2 separate regions of the Homo sapiens genome follow, and region 1 is linked to region 2. The links are chromatin contacts, found by Hi-C or POLR2A ChIA-PET in ENCODE. All regions are on one chromosome and are shown on one strand. The core of a region is the stretch at or near the end of the contact, and the rest is flanking DNA. Distances in the headings are between cores, read along the strand shown.

Evidence for each region. A loop is a pair of places that touch in the nucleus more often than their neighbours do. ChIA-PET counts read pairs that join two places held with the same protein, here RNA polymerase II (POLR2A). Pooled maps may share reads with other maps.
Region 1: a loop to region 2 is called in a pooled map of right cardiac atrium, with 2.0 times the contacts of the local background. The contact joins two enhancer-like sites. A Hi-C loop is called at or near these places in 1 of 50 pooled maps. POLR2A ChIA-PET finds 5 or more read pairs at or near these places in 2 of 52 experiments (H1 and SK-N-SH).

Annotation. Positions count from the first base shown.
Region 1 is chr10:76,553,272-76,560,446 of GRCh38, reverse strand. LRMDA (leucine rich melanocyte differentiation associated) reads right to left here. Exons shown (of 7, transcript NM_001305581.2): 7 at 279-3,238. The coding sequence ends at 3,159. Among named protein-coding and RNA genes, the nearest start is that of KCNMA1-AS1, 330 kb to the left of the region's middle. Within about 2 kb of position 1,651, at least 7 of the 41 ENCODE cell types and tissues checked have a DNase peak (open chromatin) inside an H3K27ac peak, as active enhancers do.
Region 2 is chr10:76,773,437-76,779,882 of GRCh38, reverse strand. No RefSeq gene overlaps it. Among named protein-coding and RNA genes, the nearest start is that of KCNMA1-AS1, 110 kb to the left of the region's middle. RefSeq lists an enhancer at 1-810. Within about 2 kb of position 4,827, at least 3 of the 41 ENCODE cell types and tissues checked have a DNase peak (open chromatin) inside an H3K27ac peak, as active enhancers do.

The DNA of each region.
Region 1 (7,175 bases), core at 402-2,901, 220 kb after region 2:
TTACCTGTGTTGCAGCCACACAGACCTGATTTAGGCTGCCCTTGCAAGTAGCAAGTACTAAACACCATTATTGTTTTGATGAAAAGGGTCCTGTGGATTGTTTTTGGTCTGCATGTTAACAAAGAAAAGAAGAAAGACAGCCAGGTTATTTCTTGAAAACAGCAAGAAAGACATTTTTCCCTTGAAAATGTACAAGATACATCTCCGCTGGAAACACACACATGCACACACACACACACACACACACAAACAAATGAAAAATCCTTTCATCCAGAATCTGTGGTTTGCTTTCTTTTATTCCTTAGTATACATGAGTATGTGAAAACACACAACACTCAGACATGCAGCCTGATCAAGTGATAATCTCTTATAATGTGCTTCTATTTAAAGCAACAAACAGATGGAGGGTTTATGAGTGAGGCTGGTAAAAGTAAAAGCAAATGACTGCAATAGTTGTACTTTTAATAGGATTCCCCACAATCCAAGACATTATTCCCTGAGGAACAAATTGTTCTTTAAAATTATGTTACTTAGGAAAGAGACAGTCGTCCTGACATTGCTGAGGCAACAGAGAGCTGCAGGACAGCCTTGAATTGCCGAGGTCTCTCCACTCAAGTCAGTGTCCTAGGGGAGGAAAGACAGTGATGTCAGGCACCACAATCCCCAAAGAACAAGCTCAGTGGAATAGGATAAAAGGAAGAAAGACCAAAGGGTAAAGGGGGTACAAAACATGTCTGGGCCCTGATTGAATTTATTACTTTCTACTTCTCAACTTTGAAAAACAAGGTTTGGGAAATTCCTACAGATTTAGGATAAACATGCAACATGGGTTCTACCTCTGCCAATTCAGACCAAAGTCTAGCTCTAGCACAGCAAATTTTGGTTAACACACAGTGGAACTGTAACCAACCCAGCACTTCATTATCACTATCCCTGCTTAAGAGAAACAAAGCTGACTATAATTCTATCAATAAGATGAATATACCTTAGTGATGGCCTTTAGGTAATTTATAATTAAAGCTAATCTTAATTAAAGTTATTACACCATTCTGGAAGAAAATAAACAACCCAAAGAGAGGGAAACAATGTGGTCAATAACTCACTCCAAAAATATGTTTTGCCTCCAAAGCTCACATTGAGGGAGACATTCCTGCGCATGATACAAATGGTTCTGACATTAAAAAAAGTAAACAAGTAAGAAAAATAAAGATGGAAAAATTCTGTGGTCAGTTCACAAGTGCTTTTTTATTGTTTGAGGCAGGGTTAAAGCCTTTTATAAAGACAAGGATATATGTGTGGCTAGATTGGATATGACATCTGACTCGTCTAGCTGCCCTTGCACAGAATTCTGGCTGCCCATATTATGCCAGGGAGAAAACATGTGTTGATGCTTCTAAACAATGACCCAGGGTGGGACCAAATGCAGATAATTTAAAGCATTTTTCCAGTGCTGTTTTGTAGATCAAACAGAGAAAAGGTACTCAAATCCAGTTACTAATGGATTTGAGAGATAAATGCAAACATTCAACATTCTCCAATTTTTCATGGTTTTGAGGATTTTAATGTTAACTTGTCTAAAGAACTGATTAACAAAGGTTGTGTAATCTCAAACAGGGACTCCTGCCAGCCTCAATACATGTCATTCAAGGCCTGTGTTGACTCAGTGGGCCAGAGGCTATGTAAACGGGCTAGAGCTGAGAAAGTAGGTTCTCCTTGGGCAGCTTAGGGATTCTGAGTCCCCATAGTTTTACAATAGCAGCTCCTAGTCCCTCAGTATCTATAACTTGGAGGGATTCTCTTTCAGGTTTTGCTGTCATCAAACTGACCTAATACTGGGAGGACAATGAACACTTGGTCTAAATGGAAGAAGCAGAAAAATAAACACTATCGTGTCAAGAACAATCAATCAACCTTTTGAACATCTTCTAGAGTGATTTGACTGGTGCACCAGCAAGTTAGATAAACTTTGAGTCACCCAACTAGCAATGATCACACTTATGTTCCTTGTGACATTAGTGCTAGTGCACAGCCAAGCATACAGGAAGACAGAGCACTGTCTCACAACCTGTGGATTTGATTTCTGAGAGGTCATGACAAAGATGCAAAATCCAAAAGGTTTGTGCCTTCTATAAAAACTCTTTGGTCTGGTGGGTGTTTTCAACAGTCTTAATTTTGTTTTTTAACCTCCTGACCCTTCACTCTATCTTTCATCACCTCACTCCCTTTAAATAGCACCCAAAGGAGCAAGCCAGCCCCACGCACAAGTATGGCCACAGGCATCACTGGAAGTGTGTACGGTTAAAAATAAATTAATAAATAAGAGTCCCTGGTGCAACCAAACCCTCATGCTGAGAAAGATGCCTTATGCCTTACACTGCATCATATTCAGGGCAAGAAGTGGATTTAGAGTTGAATGAAACAAGATAAAAGTCCACGCTTTTGTAGTCAGGGATTTAGGGAAAGCTATTTACGCCAATAAAGGGATTGTAGCAACATGAAGCCAGCCATAAATGTATGACCTGGCTGGGAAGTTATACCTTGTTCTCCGAAAAACTGCAAACTGAAATGCACCACCTGTCATAAAATCGATGCTAAAGGAAGGTGGAGGGGAAGAGACGGGAGCTATGTATATGCAGAATACAGGACGTTAAGATTTAAAAGGAGTGAGGGAGAATGGCCATCCCCTAAACTGTGACTATTTCACTAAAAATAAGCCCACAGCACGATGGTATCAGAGGGATTTCAATTCAATAGGCGAGCTGAGGACAGTCTTTCTCACTTGACTGCAGCCACTGAGCATGTCCAGGGAGGCCCCAGGTGTGACCTCTGCTCCCCTGTGAGCAGTGGCAGGACCAGGCAATCTATCATGGTGTTCATGCTGTCAGCCCTGTTGCTTTGCCACCGCTGTCTGTCACCCTGGTGGATGAGACCTGCTTAAGGGCAATCATGTCAATCTCTATGTGACCACTCAGTCTAAGGCAGAAGGATCATCTTGACAGGCCTGGCAAAGTCAGCGGAAGGTACCAAAAGCTGAAGTCATAGCTTTTCCCAAAGAGAGGCAATGTGGGCTATTGTTTTTTCTTTAGCGTTTTCTTTATTTTTGATTTCCCTTTTGATTTTATTTTCATGAAATGGGTGAAGGTATACAGAAGTTGGCTTCAGAGCTGGTCATCTCGGATAAACCTGTTGCCCTCTGAGTTTTTCCCATAGTAAACGTAGCGACACTTCCCCAGGACACCTGCAAATAAAAAGACACACATCATTACAGGTGGCACACTTAGCATAGCAGGGAAACACAGGTGCTGAAAAGCAGACATGCAAGATAATCATAGATCCAATGGGCAGCAGAAAGTGGATGAAGCTCCAGAAGGGAAGAACTCTCCCTTTTTGTCCTCACAGACAAGAAGATTCTGTCAACCTCAGAGTTGACATTGAAATAAAATGTCACTACAAGTATAGGCTCCTAGGAATATCACTTTCTGCATGACTTCTCTTCCACATGCTAGGTACTTTTCTAATTTGGCCAATTACTCCCCAGAATGTAGCCTCTCCTCACGCCAGTTTCCCTTAGTAGAGTTTCAAAGAATGGAAAATTAAGAGTTTAAAGATGAACCCAGCCCAAGTAAAAGATGTAGAACAATCTTCCCAGAATGTGACTATTTTGATACCCTTTATCATGAAGCAATGTTGTTGACTTCCAGAGAGAATATTCCAAATTCTGGCAGGCACCAGGCATTGAGCACATATGGGATGATTAAGGAAGAGAGGTGGTGTTGACAAAATACCATATGAATGGCCGGGCGTGGTGGCTCACGCCTGTAATCCCAGCACTTTGGGAGGCCGAGGCAGGTGGATCACAAGGTCAGGAGATCGAGACCATCTTGTCTAACATGATGAAACTCCGTCTCTACTAAAAATATTAAAAAAATTAGCTGGGCGTGGTGGCAGGTGCCTGTAGTCCCAGCTACTCGGGAGGCTGAGGCAGGAGAATGGCGTGAACCCGGGAGGTGGAGCTTGCAGTGAGCCGAGATCGCGCCAGTGCACTCCAGCCTGGGCGACAGGGAGAGACACCGTCTCAAAAAAACAAAAAAACAAAAACAAAAAAAAACACCACATGGACAGGAACAAGAGCCTCCCATTAAATGGCTTCTTACAGGAATCCTGAACTCTCTTTCTCTGGTCAGAATGCATTTGATTTCCATTTTCAGTTTTACTTTAAGTAACTCTGTGGCTCCGTATAAGGCTCTCCTCTCATTCAAGGAGATTGTAGGAGACTTAACAATGAAAAATGCCCCTACAATAGGGTTGAACTTTTTAATCAACTCATTATTTATTCTAAATGCCCATAAGAAATCACTTCCATAGTTATTATGAAAGCTCTGTAGGATTATCAAGGAAAAATCTGTTTTGTTTTTGCCACCTGCATTTTTATTTTCTTCTATTTTTAGAAAAACCTATTTTAAATTCAGTTGGACAGAGTTGTCTTAGCGCTAATCGGACTTGAGTCTCTGAACTGTACACAACTAGAAAAAAACAAAGAAAGGAAATGTCCATAAGACAGTCATTCAATAGCCACAAATCTGCCTGTGAAAATAGCTACCTAGGGACATGATGATTTTTTTTTCCATCAGTGTGATAGTGTGAAACCAACAAGCCCATTTTTTTTTTTTTTTTTTTTTTGGTTAATTTGTGATAAATTAGCACTTGAAATTAACCAGGTTCTTCACATCAGAAGTTCTAAGTAGTAAATATTTTTGCAACTGTAAAAGAGATGTTTCTCCACTACAAAACTTCAAACCTTATTCTTACATAAGGATCAAAATGACTTTTAGAAACTTTTAAGGACAGAGCAGATGCTCCCTGGTTTGGATGGCTTGGAACAAAGCTAGAAATTGCTGGGGTCAAATAGTCTATCAGAGTTGGCAATGGAGAGAGGGTGACATTGTTCCACGGCCTCAAAGCTGGCCTTGGGCTCACTCTCATTAGTTTTACTTCCTGCCATGTTCCCATGAGTAAGTTTACTGTGGCTCATTCCTCCTCCTTGGTCATGCTTTCTCCTTGGCCCCTAATCCCCAATTTCTGGTTTTCAGTATTGGTCTGGTGCCTGGAAACTTTGAGCTTGGATGGAACCTCACTGAGACCCTTCTTGGGACCTAAATTATTCTTTTAGTTGTTGGCATTGAGCTGTTTCCTTTATCGTGCTGAATTATGTAGCCATCAGCATTGTACTAATATTGTCACCCATGCCAGGATCCTGCTGGTCTGTGGGCTTGGCTGATCAGGCTCTGCTCCAGGAATAGCATCCACTACAGGCCTGGGTGGGAGTGCCTCAGTTCTGCCAGGTATCCACAGAGGGCTTCCTTAAACATAATTGATTCAAATAAACCCTGAAGAATGTGGAAGCATGGGGCCAAAGGATGCTAATTTATTTCTATGGCACTAGGATAACATGAATTTTAATAAAAAGGAACAGATAGGTCTGTCGGATGTCATAAAGAACACAATCTTTCTCTTAAGCAAAAGGATGAAAGGCAAACACACACACACACCACACACACACACACACACACACACACCACCCACCATGAGTGCCCTCTCTCCAGTAAACTCTCCAGTACATTCACGGATTCAACTGCTTTTTTTTTCTTCCCTTTCTCCAGGGTAAACTTCGACTCCAGATCTCACTTACATGCAACTTGAATGGCAAGTGCCGCCCTAGAAACAGGCTGGATGCTCCTGGAACGTGGGCTGGGATGTGTTCTGTGCCACATTCCCGAGCCTTCTTTCTGGCTGGCATTGATAAAAGTCCTTTTTAAGGCCTACCCTGTTTCTTTGGGCCTGGAAGCAAGAATGTTTATAGACATCCTGGTGAGAGAAGGCTGTTTGATGAATGCAGGAGACTGCGGCTAGGTGTCAGCACTTGGAAAATGAGGCAAGGACATGAGGTATTAATATTGTCAATGATCTCTTGACAGGAAAACAGATACTGCATTCACTGTCAGATTTAAATAGACATCAAGTGCATTAACGACAAAAGGGCAGACTTCAAACAAAGGGGCTGTGTGGTGAAGAGCCGAGCTAGTCTCTGTGCTGGCAACAGCCTGATCTGAAAAGACACCATCAGGGTTGCAGACAGGCCCAGGATTGTGTGCGGTGACAGAAAACAGAGATACTGACAGAGATACCAGCGCCATATTATGCCAAGGATATTCTAACGCTGCCTGCGGCTCTAACGAAAGCTGACATCACTCCCCATCACTTGGGGTCGTCTCTGCCTGCCCCTGCAGAACATCTCTCCCCAGACATCATTACAAAACTCACTGTGGCTGCAAAGGTCCTGGCAGTTCTGTTCTGCTGGAGTGGTGGGGTCAAGGGGCCTAAGGATAACCTCAGTCAATCTAAATTTGGAATTTGCAGGAGGAGCACGCCCGACCCCACTGATATCTTGGCTACTTGAGGTGATCAGAAGGCCATTGTGTGAGGAGCTGTCACCTTGAATAAACTCCCAGAAAGGACGGCACTCAGTCTGTGGGCTGCTCCAGGAAGGCGTGGGGACGGCCTGGCAGTTGAAAATGAGATCCAGCTGCTGGTGCTCGCCCGGGGAGAAAGGTGCTCTGGCTAGCAATGCTAAGAATCGGCTGAAATTGTCAAACTCAAACCATCTCCAGCAGCTGAAATTAAGCGAGAATTGCCTCTGTGAGTCTCCTCCCAGAGCTCAGAGTTGGGATGTGATTACCCCCAATATGTGACTTTTGTGTTCAAAAATAAATAAATAAAATTAACCAGGAAAAGCAAACATGCACGAAACAGCACAGTCCCATGTGTGGCCACAGGCCTTTATTTATCATGAAGGTTATTTGTAAAATATGAGGCTCTGCTCGTAAATTAAGTGAGGTGGCATTGTGTTTCTCTCTCCCTCGTCCTCCCCACAGCCCTTCTTCTCCCGCCATGGCAACTGCCATCAACTGTGAAAATTACGGAGGGAACAGTTTGCTTGCAAAGAACATTTTGATGGGGAGGCACTCCGAGGCTGGAATTTGGGAACCCGCTGGTTTGTGACTCAGTAGGCAATGGTTTCTCTACACATCTGCAACGGATTCATTTGTTTCTATCTCTTCAAACTACAACTTCTTGGGACTGGAGGGGGAACAACACATTTAATGGCATATGCAGTG
Region 2 (6,446 bases), core at 3,578-6,077:
TTGTGCAGCTCTGAGCTTTGGGGACTAAATATAGATCAAAGCCCCATCCTATATGCAGTCATCCAAGAAACAGGTTCCAAAGTGTGTCTGACTTTCTCCTCTCTTTCTGCTTTCAGAAATCATCATCCTTTCTTCCTCATGGTTCTTTTTCCTCCTTATAATCCCTCTTCCTTACCCGTTCTACAACCTCCTACCGGGAAAATTGTGAGGGCATTTTCATGTGTTAACTAACAGACTCGCTAATCCCCTGGTCTGAATACCTTTCCCTGTTTTCAGGGACCCAGAAATCTCAAGGTTACGTTTATTCCCTGACCTACTCCACCACCAGGGAGTCAGGACAAAATTCTGGCCCTTTCTTTCAGTGCTGTAAACCTCTCTTAACTCTATTTCCCAGTTCGAAACAAATAAGGTTCCCATTCATTGTGCATGTGGTGTTTGCATATGCCAAATTCCTCAGCCTTTAGACCATGAGTTATTCAACTGTATGAGAAGGAAAAAAGAAACACAAATGACTAAACAGCCAACTTAGGCCTCCCATTGCCCACACAGTGATGAGGATATACGAGAAAAAATAAAAAGCCCGGATGCCACGCTGTGCTGCTTACAATTAGTCAATAGGGGGTGGAAAGGGAAAGGAGAAACCAAGAAAAGAAAGGCGAAGTTGCTGCAGCCAAGTGTCTCATAAAATTGCCATGTTTTAGCCTGAGTTTATTGTCTGTTAGTGTTGGTAATTGAATTGCTTTCTCCACTGTGAGCTAGTATGGGAACCCACCTCCCTTTTCTATGATCAACATTGAAGTGTGTTCCCAGTTAAATCAGCCTCTTTGATTCATTCATCCATTCAACAAACACGGAGCCTCCACTGTTTGCAGAGTGGGACTCAGAATGCATTTGAAGTCTGAGAAAGGGCAGCAAAGAACCTATGTATGGGCACTTAGAGATTCCTACCAGCACATTGAGGGCTCCACAATAATACTTGACAAACTTCTCTGCATGTCTGCCTCATGAGTCCAGTCTCAGGTATATGGTTGTCCTAGCTGTAGCCTCCAGCTGGGAACCCAGGTGTCTGTTTTTGCTATTTTTCCATCTCTAATTCTGTCGCTAAAGAATCACTGTATAGTTCCTCACCTCCTATCTACAGTTGCACAGGTATTTATTTGGGGGATATACTAAAAATATAAATGAGATTATGGTTCCAAAAAGAACCATGTCACTGTGTGTATGCATAAACACACACGCATGTGCATGCTCACACATGCGCGCACATACACACACATTACTTTAGTTGTATTATTCTTTACTTCAGTTGATCCTAATATAATTAAAGCAATCAATATCTCTTCCCAAAGTGTAAGAATTTGGTTATGTGGTGCGGTTTACAATATCAAAGGCAACACATTGTACTTCTTGGATGGTTTTAATATAAAGAAGGCTGAATTACAGAAATTTAGGGTAGAGAGCAGGATTGAGGTCTCAATAAGTAGGGGGTTGTTATTGTAATCACAGCCTTTCACCAACTTGCTCTGAGACCTTGGACTAGTCACTTTTATTTTAAAATACAAACATACATATAAATAAAATTATAAATAGATTTCTATCTATAACTTTAACACCAACTATATGTGAAAACCGGAAGTATTAGTTTGCTAAGGCTACCATAACAAAATATTACAGACTGCGTGGCTTAAACAACAGACAGGTATTTTCTCCCAGTTCTGGAGGCTGAAAGTCCACCATCAAGGTATCTTTGGGTTTGATTTCTTCTGAGGCTCCTCTCCTTGGCTTGTTGATGGCCATGATGATGGCCGTCTTTTCTCTGTACGCGCATATCTTGGATATCTCTTCTTCTTGGCTTTAGTTTAACTTGAATACCTCTTTGAAGACCTTATCTTCAAATACAGTTCTATTCTGAAGTACTGGGATTAGGACTTTAACATATGAATTTCAGATGGACACAGTTCAGCCCATAACATTAGGTGCTAGGGCTACAAACTAAATGGGGCAAAAGGCAGTCCTTGAGACAGAAATAAAGTTAATTATACTGCAGCATAAGAAGTGCAGCAATAGAGGCAGCCACTGACTGGGTAGAGTGAGGGTACAGAAGCAAAATCAGCAAGTCAGCTTGACAGGGTCAAAGAAAATATCAAAAGGGAGACAGTATTTGCCCTGGGTCTTGCTGTCATAGTAGGAATTTTCCAGGAGAAGACTGAGAAAATGGAAGGGAAAACATGAGGAAGTGGCAGGGCATTTTATAAGGGTAGATATTTAAGGTCAACCCAGTGGCCTGTGTAGGCCAGTGCTATCTCACAGTAAGAACCTAGTGTGCTACTTGGGAGGAGAGAAATGTGTCCCAGACATCCTCAGCCAGTTAGACCCCTAACTGTTCTAAATCTCACTTGAGCCTATTTGAGCCATGGTGAATTTTGTAGGTCTTTACTCTGTGTGCAGTGCTGTCCGAGGGTCCCTGGAGGATAAAAGAGGCATGAAACCTGTCTCTTCACAATCTAGATAGGAAGATCAAATAGTTGAAATAACTGGAATAACATTACAAATCAACAAATGGATAATTCCCAAAACTACTCACTTCCTCTCCTTAAGGTATATGTTTTCTCCTGGCTAAAAAGAGGAATTTTAGACTGAATCTTCCCTAGGCTCTGCTAAAGGATCAAATGGGCTATGACAGGGTTTCTCGAACTTGAGTAATAGCCCCCCACAAAAAAATTCACAGATCTTCCCCATGTTGGCTTAAATTATTGACATTACTTAAGAGCATAGACTCAGGAGCCACACTGCCTGGGTTTGAATGTCATATCTGCCACTTACTAGTTCTAAGACATTGGTTAAATCATTAAACCTCTCTTTGCCTCTGTCTTCTCATCTGTAAAATGGGGATAATAACAATACTTATATTCATAGTATTGTTATGAAAATTAAATGTGTTAATATTTGCAAGGCACTAAAAAATGTTCCTGGTATGTTATAGGTGTTATATATGTGTTAAATACAATTTTCTATAAATGTATGAGGTAAAACTAGGAATGAAATCTTTATGCATATAGCTTTTGGGTGTAAAAACAATTGGAAAACTACTCAGCTATAAGGCAAAATAATTTGAAAATTAAGACAAAACTAGGAAGCAAGTAAAATTGAAGTTTACAGTGTTAATTCAATGTGACGAATCATGCTTTTGTTTAAACAAAATCATAGAAGTTGTCGTTAATTACATAAAGATTTAGACTCAGATCTAGTTCTACAGTGAATTTGCTTCTGTATTTTGACTCTAGTAATAATAATGCAGAGGAAGTCTCTGTGCATGCATAGTAAGCTTTTCAGAATGCTATGAATACTTTTAAGACTTTGTTTGCTAATTCAGAATAATCAGACCTCATTCTTTATCAGCACTCAATTAGTGAGCAGTCCTGGAATGCCAATTTTAATTAAATGTCATCATTACATTATTAGCCCCTGCATGAAATTGTTCTCTAAATCACAAAGTTGCTCAAGTCAGAAATTTGGAGGCCATTCCTGATTTCAACCTCTTTATTCTAATCCTTGAACTGAGCAAATCTTGACAAGTATTTTTTGACTCTGTCTTTTTCTTACCTACCTTGACACCAAAGGTGGCAACCATTTCTCTGGGTTTCTGCCAAGCCTCCTAACTACTCTCCCCCTCCACTCTCATGCTCCCAATTTTTCTCCTTAAAGAAGTTTACAGAAACTTTAAAAATATAAATATTATCCTATCTCTGCTGACCAAACTAAACTCTGATCAGCTCCAGGGCCTAGCATTGAAGGCAATGTACCACCTCTCCAACCTGTCTGAAGCCATCCCCCCTCATACACTACCCCAGCCATGCTGGCTTGCATTAATTTCCTTCCCAGGTAGTCAAGAATTTGCAGGCCTTGCAGCCTTTGCCCATGATCCATGATCCTTCTCTCTGTGGAATGTTCATTCCACATGGCTGGGTTTTTCTCTTCCTTCAGATGTCTGTGTAAAAGCTATGTCCTCAGAGAGGCCTTCACAAGCCTTTCTAATGACATTATTCCTGATCCCAGTTCATTATTCTCTATCACATGGTATTCATTTCCTTTATAGCATGTGTCACAAATTATAACCATAGTGATAGGGACAGGAGACAGGGAAATTCTGGGCAGATGAAGGAGGGTCCCTGGCCAGGATCCCACCCTCAAGCCAAAAGGCCTAATACCACCGTCCAAAGTGAGAACTTGCATCCTTGTTTTTACACTCAAATGTTGCCTTTTCCAAAACCACCCATGACCCCACTCTGCCCCACCCCCCATCCTGTGCCCATAAAAGCCCCAGGCTCAGCCAGTGGAGAGAGTAGAAGCAGCTGGACATTGGAAACTATGGTTTGATGTCAGAGAGAAGTGGCTTGAATTCAGAGGGACAGCTTGATGGCATAACTTCTGAGAGGAGTCTGGCCAGGAATGGCCAAACTCCAGGGGAAGATTACCTTCCCGCTCTGCCCTCTTTTCATTTCCCCTTCCCACCAAGAGCCGCTTTCATCAGTTATAAAATCACCTTCATTCACCACCTTCAATTTGTTCATGTTACTTCATTCCTCTTGGAGACTGGCCAAGAACTTGGATGCCATGAGTGTCAGAGCAAAAAGCTGTCACACTGACCCTCCACTGAGCTGTTAACACTTAAGCCATCTGCAGACAGCAAAGCTAAAAGGGCACTGTAACACTTCCTCTGGGCTTCGGGTGTTGCGAGCACCCTCCCCTAGATGCTGCTGAGGGGCTGGTACAGAGTATGCCCTTGCCAGTGCCCAAAAGCACTCACACCAGCTCCTGCACTTGCTTATCTGTGCTCCACCTCCCACAAGGGGTGGAGCAGTGAGTAAGTGAAGCTTGCCCCTGCCAGCACCCATGAACTCCAGTTCCTGCCCTTGAAGGGTCAGGAAAATATGCTGCTTTGATAGGCTTATTTATTTGCTTATTTACTTTTCATTCCCTTTGTGAAAATGTCGGCAAACTAAGCCCAGGCATCAAGGCAGATTCATGTACCTATGAGTACCCAATACATGGCACAATATCTGGCACATAGTAGGCACTTTAAAATATTTGATGAATAAATGTTTACTCTAAATCCATTATTGGTGGAATTCAGATCAGAAGAGTTCATCACATATTTACGACTACATTAACTCCAAAATGTACTTCTTCAAGTGGTCCATATAGATAGGGTTTTGGTAATACATCTTTTTGAAATGTGAATACAGAATCTTGGGCCATGGTGCCAGTTTTTTGTTTTTGACACATTGTATTAGTTTTATATGGTTGCTGTATCAAATCACCACAAATTTAGCAGGTTACAACAACCCAACTTTATTCTTCTACAGTTCTGTCATTCATAAATCTGACATGGATCTCATTGAGGTAAAATCAAGATGTCAGTAGGTCTACAATCTTTTCTGGAGGCTCTAGGGAAAATCAATTTCCTTGACTTTTTAGCATCTAGAGGCTGCCCACATTCCTTGGCTAATGGCCCCACCCCTCCACCTTCCAAGCCAGCAATGGTGACTTGAATCCCTCTTACTTTGCCTGTCTTTCACCCTTATTTGGTCAGGTATCTCTTTCTGACTTCAGCCAAGAAGGATTCTTCACTATTTTTTTTTTTTTGAGATGAAGTTTCACTGTTGTTGCCCAATTCTCCACTTTTAAGGAGATTACATGATTAAATCAGGCCCACTAGAATAAATCCAGGATAATATCTCTGTCTCAAGGTCTGTGACTTCAATCTTATCTGTAAAGTCCCTTTGTCACTTAAGTAACATTCCCAAATTCTGGGGCTAACTCAACTGTCTCAGCATTATTTTCTGCTTAAGTGACTATAAAACCTTCAGTCCTCAGGTATGCTATAATGTTTTCATTATCCTGAAATTATCATAAACACACAGCATAAAATGGACCCTAAAAGCAAGTGGATATCCTTACCATGTGGTCATCCAGATAGCATGGGATATCTGTATACAAATATATGGGTGCGTAATCAAACCACAATGTTCAAAAATGCTCCTTCATCTACAACAGGAATAAACCTTGAGAACATTATGCCAAGTGAAATAAGCAAGTTGCAAAACAAATACTGTATGATTCCACTCATTTGAGCTAACTAAAGTAGTGAAAATCATAGAAACATAAAGTTAGAATGGTGGGCTCCATGAGCTGGGGAGAAGGGGGAATGGGGAGTTATTGTTTAGTGGGTATGGAGTTTCAGTTGGGCAATATGGAAAAATTCTGAAGATAAATGGTGGTGGTAATGGTGACACAACAACGAGAATGTACTCAATGCCACTGACCTGTGCACTTAAAAATTGTTAAAATAGTAAATTTTATATTATGTGTATTTTATCTCAATAAAAATATTCCCCTCGCAAATGTATGAACTCCTGAGAACATATATATTCAGACCCATGGGG